Regions from separate parts of the Homo sapiens genome. Here region 2 is linked to region 1. The links are chromatin loops, found by intact Hi-C in ENCODE. Cell type or tissue: Caco-2. All regions are shown on one strand. Each heading gives the region's core, and the rest is flanking DNA. Links, peaks and the distances in the headings are about the cores only. Region 1 overlaps APBB1IP (amyloid beta precursor protein binding family B member 1 interacting protein). Region 2 overlaps APBB1IP (amyloid beta precursor protein binding family B member 1 interacting protein).

Evidence for each region. Peaks named below come from ENCODE experiments on the same cell type or tissue, not always from the same donor. Only the 100,000 strongest peaks of a DNase experiment are listed, where the experiment ranks them.
Region 2: a loop joins it to region 1, with 6 times the contacts of the local background. A loop is called at or near these places in 4 of 110 quality-filtered maps.

Annotation. Positions count from the first base shown.
Region 1 is chr10:26,513,901-26,519,284 of GRCh38, forward strand. All of the region lies in intron 8 of APBB1IP (amyloid beta precursor protein binding family B member 1 interacting protein), which reads left to right. Among named protein-coding and RNA genes, the nearest start is that of LINC03028, 63 kb to the right of the region's middle. In Caco-2, for the core only: no CTCF peak of the experiment used is centred there; a DNase peak (open chromatin) is centred at 2,951; H3K4me3 peaks cover 385 bases.
Region 2 is chr10:26,454,910-26,460,293 of GRCh38, forward strand. All of the region lies in intron 2 of APBB1IP (amyloid beta precursor protein binding family B member 1 interacting protein), which reads left to right. Among named protein-coding and RNA genes, the nearest start is that of APBB1IP, 19 kb to the left of the region's middle. In Caco-2, for the core only: no CTCF peak of the experiment used is centred there; a DNase peak (open chromatin) is centred at 2,762.

The DNA of each region.
Region 1 (5,384 bases), core at 130-5,129:
TGTTTTGTATTTTTTAGTAGAGACAGGGTTTCACCATGTTGGCCAGGATGGTCTTGATCTCCTGACCTCGTGATCTGCCCACCTCAGGCTCCCAAAGTGCTAGGATTACAGACGTGAGCCACTGCGCCCAGCCAAGGATTTTTTTTAATGTCACCTGTATACTAACCACACCATTCATTGTCTCACAAAATATCACAAATATATTATTTTCAAATAAACACAAACTCAACTCTTAAGCTATATGTACGCTAACAGTCCTTTGAAGGATTCAGAAAGAAAAGAATCCATTTTGCTTTTTTTCATTCCAAATCCAAAACCTATCTCTCTGTGGTTTTCTCATCCTCTTCTGTCCCTGTTTCTGTGTGGCTGTATTAATCCAATATATCTTCATGCACTCACTGTTGGTTCTTCCTGCTTCTTGCTTGAAAGATGCTCTTTTCTTTGTTGTTTGTATTTGGTGCTTATATTTGCTAGGAAAACTAAAAGGACTACCTAGAAAATGTGCAATTTATTGTGATTTTGTTGCAAACAATTTGTGCAAGTAAAAAGCATAAATTTATATTTGTTCTTCTTTTCATACTTGTTCATATTGGTTCTTCATGTTTGGAAATGCTTCCTTCAAGTCATGTGTACAAGCATGTCCAGGATTTTTCCCAACTGTGGCCTCAAGCAACTATAATTGTGTGAGGGTCATTACTTTCTTTTTGAAAATCAAAGAATGTTAAAGGTGAAGAAGTTCCTCTCCATTTTCCAGACACCTTTCCCTTTTACAGGTTAAAAAAAAAAAAGTGTCATATCACTAGAGGGAGAATTAGGGCAGCTTCCTTGCGGGAAAATTTCTCCTATAAATGCTATTTTCTGGGTTTTCCCTAGGTTGTATGGTGGCTGACTGACAACACAACAATTAAATAGTATTAAAAGTACAAAGTTTTTCGCCCCTAACTACCTTCAATGCCATGCTTTTTTCTTTTTCTTTTCTTTTTTTTTTGTTAGACAAAGTCTTCTTCTGTTGCCAGGCTGGAGTGCAGTGGTGCAATCTCGGCTCACTGAAACCTCTGCCTCCCGGGTTCAGGTGATTCCCCTGCCTCAGCCTCCCAAGTAGCTGGGACTACAGGCGCATGACACCACCCCCGGCTAATTTTTTTTTTTTTTTTTGTATTTTAGTAGAGATGGGGTTTCACCGTGTTGGCCAGGGTGATCTTGATCTCCTGACCTCGTGATCCGCCCGCCTTGGCCTCCCAAAGTGCTGGGATTCCAGGTGTGAGCCACTGCACCCAGCCCAATGGCATGCTTTAACAACTGCGTTAGTGAGGGTACCATCTAAATTGCTGTAGCAAAGAGACTCTTAAATCAGTGGTTCAAACAAGCTACAAGCTTATTTCTCTCTCACGCACTGGTCCAGCCACAGGTAGCTAGACCTAGTAGAATGGCTCTGCCATTTTCGATATGTGGTTTCCATCTTTGGTTCCATGTTAGCTTTTCCGCCTCACCATTTTCCAGTCCATATGAAGTGAGGGAAGAGCCGGGGAAATGCACATTCAGATTTATGCTTCCATCCCATTGGCCAGAAATTAGTTACATAATGACACTGAGCTACAAGGAAAGCTGACAAATGTAGTGTCTATCTGAACAACCATATGCACAGCTAAAACTAGGGAGTTACATTCAGGGCCACCACTTTGCATAACTCCTCCATGAGGCACCTTTCCCCTTGAATCTATAAAAATAATGCCCAAGAGTCATGCAACATGGCTATGCTATTGTATAACTAAGAGAAGGAATAGCTATTGTATAACTAAGATTAGCCATGGTGGGAGAGCCGGAGATTACCTCCATACCCCTTTAGGCTGGATCAGATATTACCTCCATACCCCTTTAGGCTGGATCAGAGATTACCTCCATATCCCATTAGGCTGGATCAGAGATTACCTCCATACCTGTTTAGGCTGGATTAGGGATTACCTCCATATCCCTTTAGGCTGGATCTAGAAACCAAGTTGACACCAGGGAGATTAACAAGAGGAAAGTATGCACATTTTTATCAGTTTTACATCTACATGGGGATCTTCACAAGAGTCAAGTCTAAAGAAGTGGCCGAGGCAAGATGCTTCTATACTTTTTAAACAAATAATAAATTTGAAAAAAAAATGACAGAACAAAGGGAATCTGGCTAGGGGCAGTAAAGTTTCTAGGGGAGTGTAAACCGGAAAGTCTCTGTGACAGGTCTCAATCAGCTTAGAAGTTTCTTTTGCCAAGGCTTAAGGACATGCCCAGAAGAAAACAAACAAACAAACAAACAGAATCACAGAAACAGTCTGTGGTCTGTGCCCTTCTCCAAAGATGAATTTGAGGGCTTCAATATTTAAAGGGGATGCCAGGCACGGTGGCTCCCGCCTGTAATCCAGCACTTTGGGAGGCTGAGGCAGGCGGATCACTTGAGGTCAGGAGTTTGACCAACATAGAGAAACCCCATCTCTACTAAAAATTTAAAACTTAGCCAGGCATGGTGGTGGGCTCCTGTAATCTCAGCTACTTGGGAGGCTGAGGAAGGGAGAATTGCTTGGACCCAGGAGGCAGAGGATGCAGTAAGCCGAGATAGCACCACTGCACTTCAACCTGGGTGACAGAGCAAGACTCCATCTCAAAAAAAAAAAAAAAAAAGTAAAGCGGAAAAGTCAAGGAGGGGAAAGAGGGAGGGGTGTGGTAACGCACACATTGCAAGAGAAAAGGAGCAGGTAGGGGAAGAGTGAATGGCTGTATTCCTCTCGCACTCAGTAAGTTGGAACTTCACAGAAGATAAGATGAACATAGAGTTGCTCCCTGTGGAGATATTTAACCTTTTATTTGTAGCTGTCTGTTTAGGAACAAAAGGGAAGGCAACGTCTTGCATGACTCAGCTTTCAGCTTACTTTATTCCTTTTGGCAGCGTGAACTGGGGTCCCGCGTTTTTATTTTCCTTTCACTAGAGGGCATCACCAGAAGATATATGGGGGGAGATAAGGGTTACTTTACCTATAGTGGAAGATAAGGGTTCCTTTGTTGAGTATATTTATTCAGCTCCTTTGCAGCCCCGTTCCCAGTCTCTGGTGATAAGGGCTATTTTCTCGCCCCGAAATGCTGAGGGTTCCCCTCCCAGAGGAATCTTGATGGCTTGCTGCCTGCAGGAAGAGGAGGTCAGCTCACCCTTTCTGGAACCGCAGTTTCTCCAATGTTTTCAACTAGAAGTAATCAGTGCACCAATCTAGCATTTTTGGGGATGGCATGTCTTTCAGTCCTTCAGTGGGCATCTGCAGTTTGCCATGGTAACTAATGAACTAGTGCACATATCATAATGGTACACTCTGAATTTTTACAAAGTGAACCAACCCATGTAATTACCACCCACATGAAGATAACAGAGCATTCAGGGAGTTGCAGCGGCCTTCCTCCTGGCCCTTCCCAGTCCTTACTACCCATTACAAAGGTCGTCATGATTCTAGCCTCTATCTCCTTAGCATTTCCTCTTTTTGAACTTTATATATGAAATGGAATTATATCACAGTACTTCTTTCTTTTTGAGACAGGGTCTCGCTCTGTTGCCCAGCCAGATCTTGCAGTGGCACGATCTTGGCTCACTGCAACCTCCACCTTGCAGGCTGAAGTAAGCCTCCCGCCTCAGCCACCAGAGTAGCCGGAAACACAGGCACAGGCCATCACACCCGGCCAAGTTTTGTTTTTGTTTTTTTGAGAGACAGGCTCTCACCATGTTGCCCGGGTTGGTTTTGTTTAGCTTTGCTTTGGCTCAACTCTCATTCATGCTATTGCCCATAGCACTAGCTTATTCTTTTTCACTGTTAGAATTCCATTGTGTGACTATACCAAAACCTATTTATCCATTGTCTTGCTGATGGATATTTGACTTGTTTCTAGCGTGGGGCTTTAACAAGTAATGCTGTTGGGAGCATTCTTATACAGTACATGTCTTTTGTTGGACATGTGTAGACATTTCTCTTGCATATATACCTATAGGTGCAATTGCTGGACCACAGGTTGTGCATATGCTTAGTTTTATTTTTTATTTTATTTCATTTTTGGGATTGAGTCTTGCTCTGTCACCCAGGCTGGAATACAGTGGTGCAATCTAGGCTCACTGCAACTTCTGCCTCCTGGGTTCAAACGATTCTCCTGTCTCAGCCTCCTGCACAGCTGGGATCACAGGCAACCACCACCATGCCTGGCTAATTTTTGTATTTTTAGTACAGGCAGGGTTTCACCATGTTGGCCAGACTGGTCTTGAGCTCCACCTCATGTGATCTGCCTGCCTCAGCCTCCCAAAGTTCTGGGATTACAGGCATGAGCCACCGCGCCCAGCCTATTTTTTTTTTTTTTTTAAAGAGTCCTTCTGTCACCCAGGCTGGAATGCAGTGACACAATCTCAGCTCACTGCAACCTCCACCTCCCTGGCTCAAGTGATTCTCGTGCCTCAGCCTCCCGAGTAGCTGGGACTACAGGCACTCACCACCACACCTGGCTAGTTTTGGTATTTTTAGTAGAGACGGGGTTTCACCATGTTGGCCAGGCTGGTAATATGTTTAGTTATAGTAGATACTGCCAAGCAGCTTTCACACAGATTCTATGACTTAGCCTCCCATTAACATTGTATGAGAATTCCTGTTGTTCCAGATCCTTGATAGCCTTTGGTGTTACCATTAGTTTTTAAATTTTATCCATTCTAGGGGTTTGTAGTGGCATCTTCTGTGGTTTTAAGTTGAATTTTCCTGATGCCAGTGATTGTAGCATCTTGTCAAATGTTTATTATCCATTTGAATACCCACTTTTGTGAAGTGCCTGCTCAAATCCTTTGCCATGATTCCCAGTCTCTCACCCTAGACTAAGCATCAACAAATGCCCTGAGGGGAAGTGTGGCTTTCTGGAGACCTGAACACCACTTTATGGTTCATTTCTGTCTTAGATCTTGACCTCTTGCGTCCTAATTGCTTCAATAGCTCTCTAATGCCTTCACACAGATTTTTTATTAAATCCAGCATTTCTAGCGGTTTTGTGTACAGCAAGCTACTTGTATTGGGCCATTCTCACACTGCTATAAAGAAATACCTGAGACTAGGTAATTTATAAAGAAAAGAGGTTTATTTGGGAGGCTGAGGCGGGTGGATCACCTAAGATCAGGAGTTCGAGACCAGCCCGGCCAACGTGATGAAACCCTGTCTCTACTAAAAATACAAAAATTAGCCAGACATGGTGGGGGTGGGGTGGGGTGGGGGGCATCTGTAATCTCAGCTACTAGGGAGTCTGAGGCAGGAGAATCACTTGAACCCAGGAGACAGAGGTTGTAGTGAGCCAAGATCGTGCCACTGCACTCCAGCCTGGGCAACAAGAGCAAAACT
Region 2 (5,384 bases), core at 334-5,333, 59 kb before region 1:
ACAATAACAGGTATTGATGAGGATGTGGAGAAATTGGGAGGGCTTTGAATGGCTCTCCACAGTTTGACAACACATGATGAAGCAATGAGGGAACAATTTCATTTTTGATGGCTGTCTCTGCTCAGAGGCTGTCTCTGCTGCAGGACTCTATTCTGGCTGTTCAGGAAATGGATGAGACAGGATGCTGAATGGAGTTGGGTAGTTCTGATTTTTTGCCAAGAGGCAAATGAGAGGGATGCCAGGAAAAACAGTATATGATATTGCTCGGCTAATTTAAATATAAATATGGGCCATGGAGTAAAGTACTGTGAGTGTATCATTAAGAAGGAAAAAGTCAGGCCTGGGCACAGTGGCTCACGCCTGTAATCCCAGCACTTTGGGAGGCCGAGGCGGGCGGATCACAAGGTCAGGAGTTTGAGACCAGCCTGGCCAACATGGTGAAGCCCTGTCTCTACTAAAATACAAAAAAGTTAGCCAGGTGTGGTGCGGGCGCTTGTAATCCCAGCTACTTGGGAGGCTGAGGCAGGAGAATTGCTTGAACCCAGGAGGCAGAGGTAGCAGTGAGTTGAGATTGCATCACTGCACTCCAGCCTGGGTGACAGAACAAAAAAAAAAAAGAATAATAATAATAAGAAGAAAAACGTCTTTGGGGATGCTCACGTTAACTTAGTAAAGTTACGTGGTTACTGTTATGTGAAACACATATAAAATACATACACTTCCCGAAGTTGAATTTTACACTATGTCTGCTGATTCAGCTGTTTAGAGTTTTGGGGGATTTCTTTTTTTTTGGTTTGTGGTTCCAAGGCCACAGCTTTGGAAAACAGTGTGTCAATTCTTCAAAAGTTAAATACTTACAGAGTTACCATATGCCCCAGCAGTTGCACTCTTAGGAGTGCCAAGAGAAATCGAAACATACATCCACACAAAAATGTGCAGGCAAGTGTTCATACCGGCATAATTTGTATTAGCTGAAAAAATGGAAACAACCCAAATGTCCATCAACTAATAAAAAGAAATGAAGTGTCAGCACATATTACATTTTGGATTGAACTTTGAACACATTAAGTGAAAGAAGCCAGACACAAAAGACCACATTAATGTATCATCCCATTGATAGGAAATGTCCAGAATAGGCAGCTTTATATAGAGAGGAAGTAGAATAATGATTGCTAAGGGATGGGGAGAGGAGGAGTGAACGGATACAGGGTTTCTTTTATAGGAGAAGAAAATGTTCTAAAATTAGATTGTGGTGATGGTTGCACAACCCTGTGAATATGCCAGAACCATTGAATTATACACTTTAAATAGGTGGATTGTTTCATTTCACCTGCATGCAAGGAGCTGCTCTATCCACGGGAAAATGGATGCACTAGGTGCAATTTGCACTCTGGGTTCAGTACATTAAGTGAAAGCCTTTGGTGTGCCTAGGAATTATAGGGAAAATAGCAGTGATAGCAGCGGAGTAGATTTTAGGAGAGAACAGGATGGATGTCTGAAAGATGAGGTTGGAGGGGTTGATGCGGGTTGGACTATGGAAAAATTTAAAAGCCACCTTATGGAGTTTATATTAAATCCTATGGACAGTAGAGAGCCACTGAAAAGTTTTGCTACTTGAAAGAATATGACAGAACTGGGTTTTAAGAAGAAAACTCTGGTGGCATTATAGAAGCTGATTTAAGAAGCAGAGACTGTGGCGAGCATCTGTATTCCCAGCTACTCAGGAGGCTGAGGTGGGAGGATGGCTTTTGTCCAGGAGGTTGAGACTGCGATGAGCCGTGATCATGCCACCGCACTCCAGCCTGGGTGACAGAGCAAGAACCTGTCTAAAAAAAAAAAAAAAAAAAAAGGAGAGACTGTTTGAGCCTGTGTAGGCATATGAAAAATAATTACAAAAGAAAAGAAGGAGAGATTGGAGATAGGAAGATGAAAAGTAAGCTGGGGGCAGAATCCTGATAAGATGTGGAAGACCTGTACTAGGATGGTAGCTGGGGAAAGTGTGGGACAAGTTCAAGGGCATTAGAAAGGCTAAACTGACCAGACAAACTGATCATATTTGGGACTTCCAGAATAGGTGATGCTTCTGAGAAGATTGGCTTAGTGAAGGTTATTGGGCTATAGGTCAAGATAAATGTAGGCTGGTTTTTTGGGTGTTTGTTTCTTTAGCAAGAGAGGGATACTATCTGAAAAGAGGAGTCCTTGTGTCCAAGTGGCTCCTTTTAGACACTCACAGCACAGGAGCTAGGCTGTGCTTGGTCATTGCAGATGTTCATAGCCATCAAGTCAGCCCACCTGTGTTTCTTCTCCGAGCCTTGTCTTCCCTTTCTCTGGTCTGCTTTTTCAAATTCTAATGTACGCTTCTTTTTCAGTTCCCCAATTTCTGGTAACTATCGCATTTGAATTTTTCTTTTTTAAGAGACAGGGTCTAACTCTGCTGCCAGGCTGGTCTTGAACTCTTGGCCTCAAGCAATCCTCCTGCCTCCGCCTTCCAAAGTGCCAGGATTACAGGTATCAGCCACTGTGCCTGGCCTCACCTTTGATTTTGGTATCCTTTACCCAGACATCCAGTCGCAGCCTCACTTCACTGCACTGTTCAACTCCTAACTCAGTATCTGATTTTCATCCAGGGTTTCTCTGTGCTGACTTTGTCCCCAGTTCCCAAGATAACATCTGGCTTAGATCTCCCTATACCAAAACCTATACTGGTAAGCCAGGGGACCTGGGAACAGGCTGAAGAGGAGGCTGGAAGGAGGCCATGTTGCATTTAAACCACCGGTAGGGCTGCCTGGTGGAAATGCTCTCTATGCAATGGGAAGTATAATTGCAGGGCTTAAAAATGAGGAGGGAGAGGAAGACACAGATAAGTATGAGTTTTCTGCTTCCCTCTGAAGCAATATCTATAGAGATTAGATAACAGGAATAAGTATAATACCAAACAAAGATCAGGGAAGATTTATCCTAAAGATAATCTGGATCATAGCTACAATGACTAAATTATTTGCTCTGAAAGGGTAAACTTGTTACCACCATTCCTTCAGAAAACACTTAAAGCTGGGTCTTTATTGGTATTTATGAAATCTGGATATTTTTATGGCCTGACTAATACCTTTGTCAAGCCCTTGGACAGCAGAGAAGTTGTATGGAGCCGAAAGTGCAAGGACTTAATGAATGATTTCTTGAAAGTATTACTGAAACTCTCTGGATGTGGTGTCTCATGCCTGTAATCTCCGCACTTTGGGAGGCCAAGGTCGGTGGATCACTTGAGGTCAGGAGTTTGAGACTAGCTGGACCAACACGGTGAAACCGCGTCTCTATTGAAAATATAAAAATTAGCTGAGCGAGGTGGCATGCACCCTTAGTCCCAGCTACTTGGAAGGCTGAGGTGGGAAAGTCGCTTGAACCTAGGAGGCGGAGGTTGCAGTGAGCCAAGATCTTGCCGTTGCACTCCAGCCTGGGTGACCAAGCAAGACTCTGTCGAAAGGAAGGAAGGAAGGTAGGAAAAGGGAAGGAAGGAAGGAAGGGAGGGAGGGATGGAGGGAGGGAGAGAGGGATTACTGAAAGTTTTTCTGGAAAGATCCATGAACACCTGACCAAAAAATTAACAAAGCTAATTTTCCAGTATCACTTTTTTCTCTCAGTGTCTACATCATAACAAACCTAAGTTGTATCTTAATACATTATTTGCCTTTTATATCAGAGCATCACTGGACCATTGTAAGGCAGTAGTAATAAGTTATTAATGATAAAATAGGTAACAAACAAAGACTATAATATGCTATCATCAAAAAATTAAGGCCATATTTCACTTCATGTTTTAGATTCTGGTAGGATTTTAAAGCACCAAATTCTTTGATATTTTTGAATATACTTTCACTAATTCTATTATTATCTACTTTATTCTTATTTACTGTTCTGTTTTAATTATTGTCTGCTTTCATTACTTTTTTCTCCAAAATTTCCTCTGAATTTGACTTTAATTAAATTGTGTATAAGTGTGTATTTTCTTTACTGTGGTTATTTTCTTTTCTTTTCTTTTATTATTATTATACTTTGAGTTTTAGGGTACATGTGCACAATGTGCAGGTTAGTTACATATATATACATGTGCCATGCTGGTGTGCTGCACCCATTAACTTGTCATTTAGCATTAGGTATATCTCCTAATGCTATCCCTCCCCCCTCCCCCCACCCCACAACAGTCCCCAGAGTGTGATGTTCCCCTTCCTGTGTCCATGTGTTCTCATTGTTCAATTCCCACCTATGAGTGAGAACATGCGGTGTTTGGTTTTTTGTCCTTGTGACAGTTTACTGAGAATGATGATTTCCAATTTCATCCATGTCCCTACAAAGGACATGAACTCATCATTTTTTATGGCTGCATAGTATTCCATGGTGTATATGTGCCACATTTTCTTAATCCAGTCTCTCATTGTTGGACATTTGGGTCGGTTCCAAGTTTTGCTATTGTGAATAGTGCCGCAATAAACATACGTGTCATGTGTCTTTATAGCAGCATGATTTATAGTCCTTTGGGTATATACCCAGTAATGGGATGGCTGGGTCAAATGGTATTTCTAGTTCTAGATCCCTGAGGAATCACCACACTATCTTCCACAATGATTGAACTAGTTTACAGTCCCACCAACAGTGTAAAAGTGTTCCTATTTCTCCACATCCTCTCCAGCACCTGTTGTTTCCCGACTTTTTTATTTTCTAGGTAGTTTGATATTGTCCTTTTGAAATTTTCTTCTCTGTTTCCTCAGCTGTTAAGGAAAATGTTTTCTACTTAAGGAGTTTTTTTTAAAATTTGTTTTAGCCCTTATTTTTCATTTTCATTATTGTTGTATCTTGGTCAGAGAATGTGGCTATTTCTCCTTTGAGAAATTTATTTACATTTTCTGGCACATAACTAGTTTTCAACAAATAATTTATAAGCTAAGCCTAATTTTTACTCAAATCCCCTATAATATATTTATGTCTTTCCCCTATTAATCAGTCAAATATAGAAATTAAATTTATTACCATTGCTAAGGTCATAATTTTGTAAGCCAAATTTTTACTATTATTTTCTATTTACTTAGTCTTAAAAATAATTTGTATAAACAAAATAATGTATTTTTGCTTGGAAAATTTAATGATGACTCAGTTCTGAACCAAGACAAATAATGCTAAATTCTTAATTACAGTTCTTGCCTCCAGAGAAATAAAGAAAATAATTAGCTGATGACAAGAATAACACTCTCTGTAAAGTTACTGAGCACAGTAACAAATAAATAAACAAATAAAACACCCTTCTTAGGAATAATTATCATAAAATTTGCTAGTCAGAAACAATACATGAAGGATACACTGTAGTTTGCATCTTCTTTTCCCTAAGAATTTTT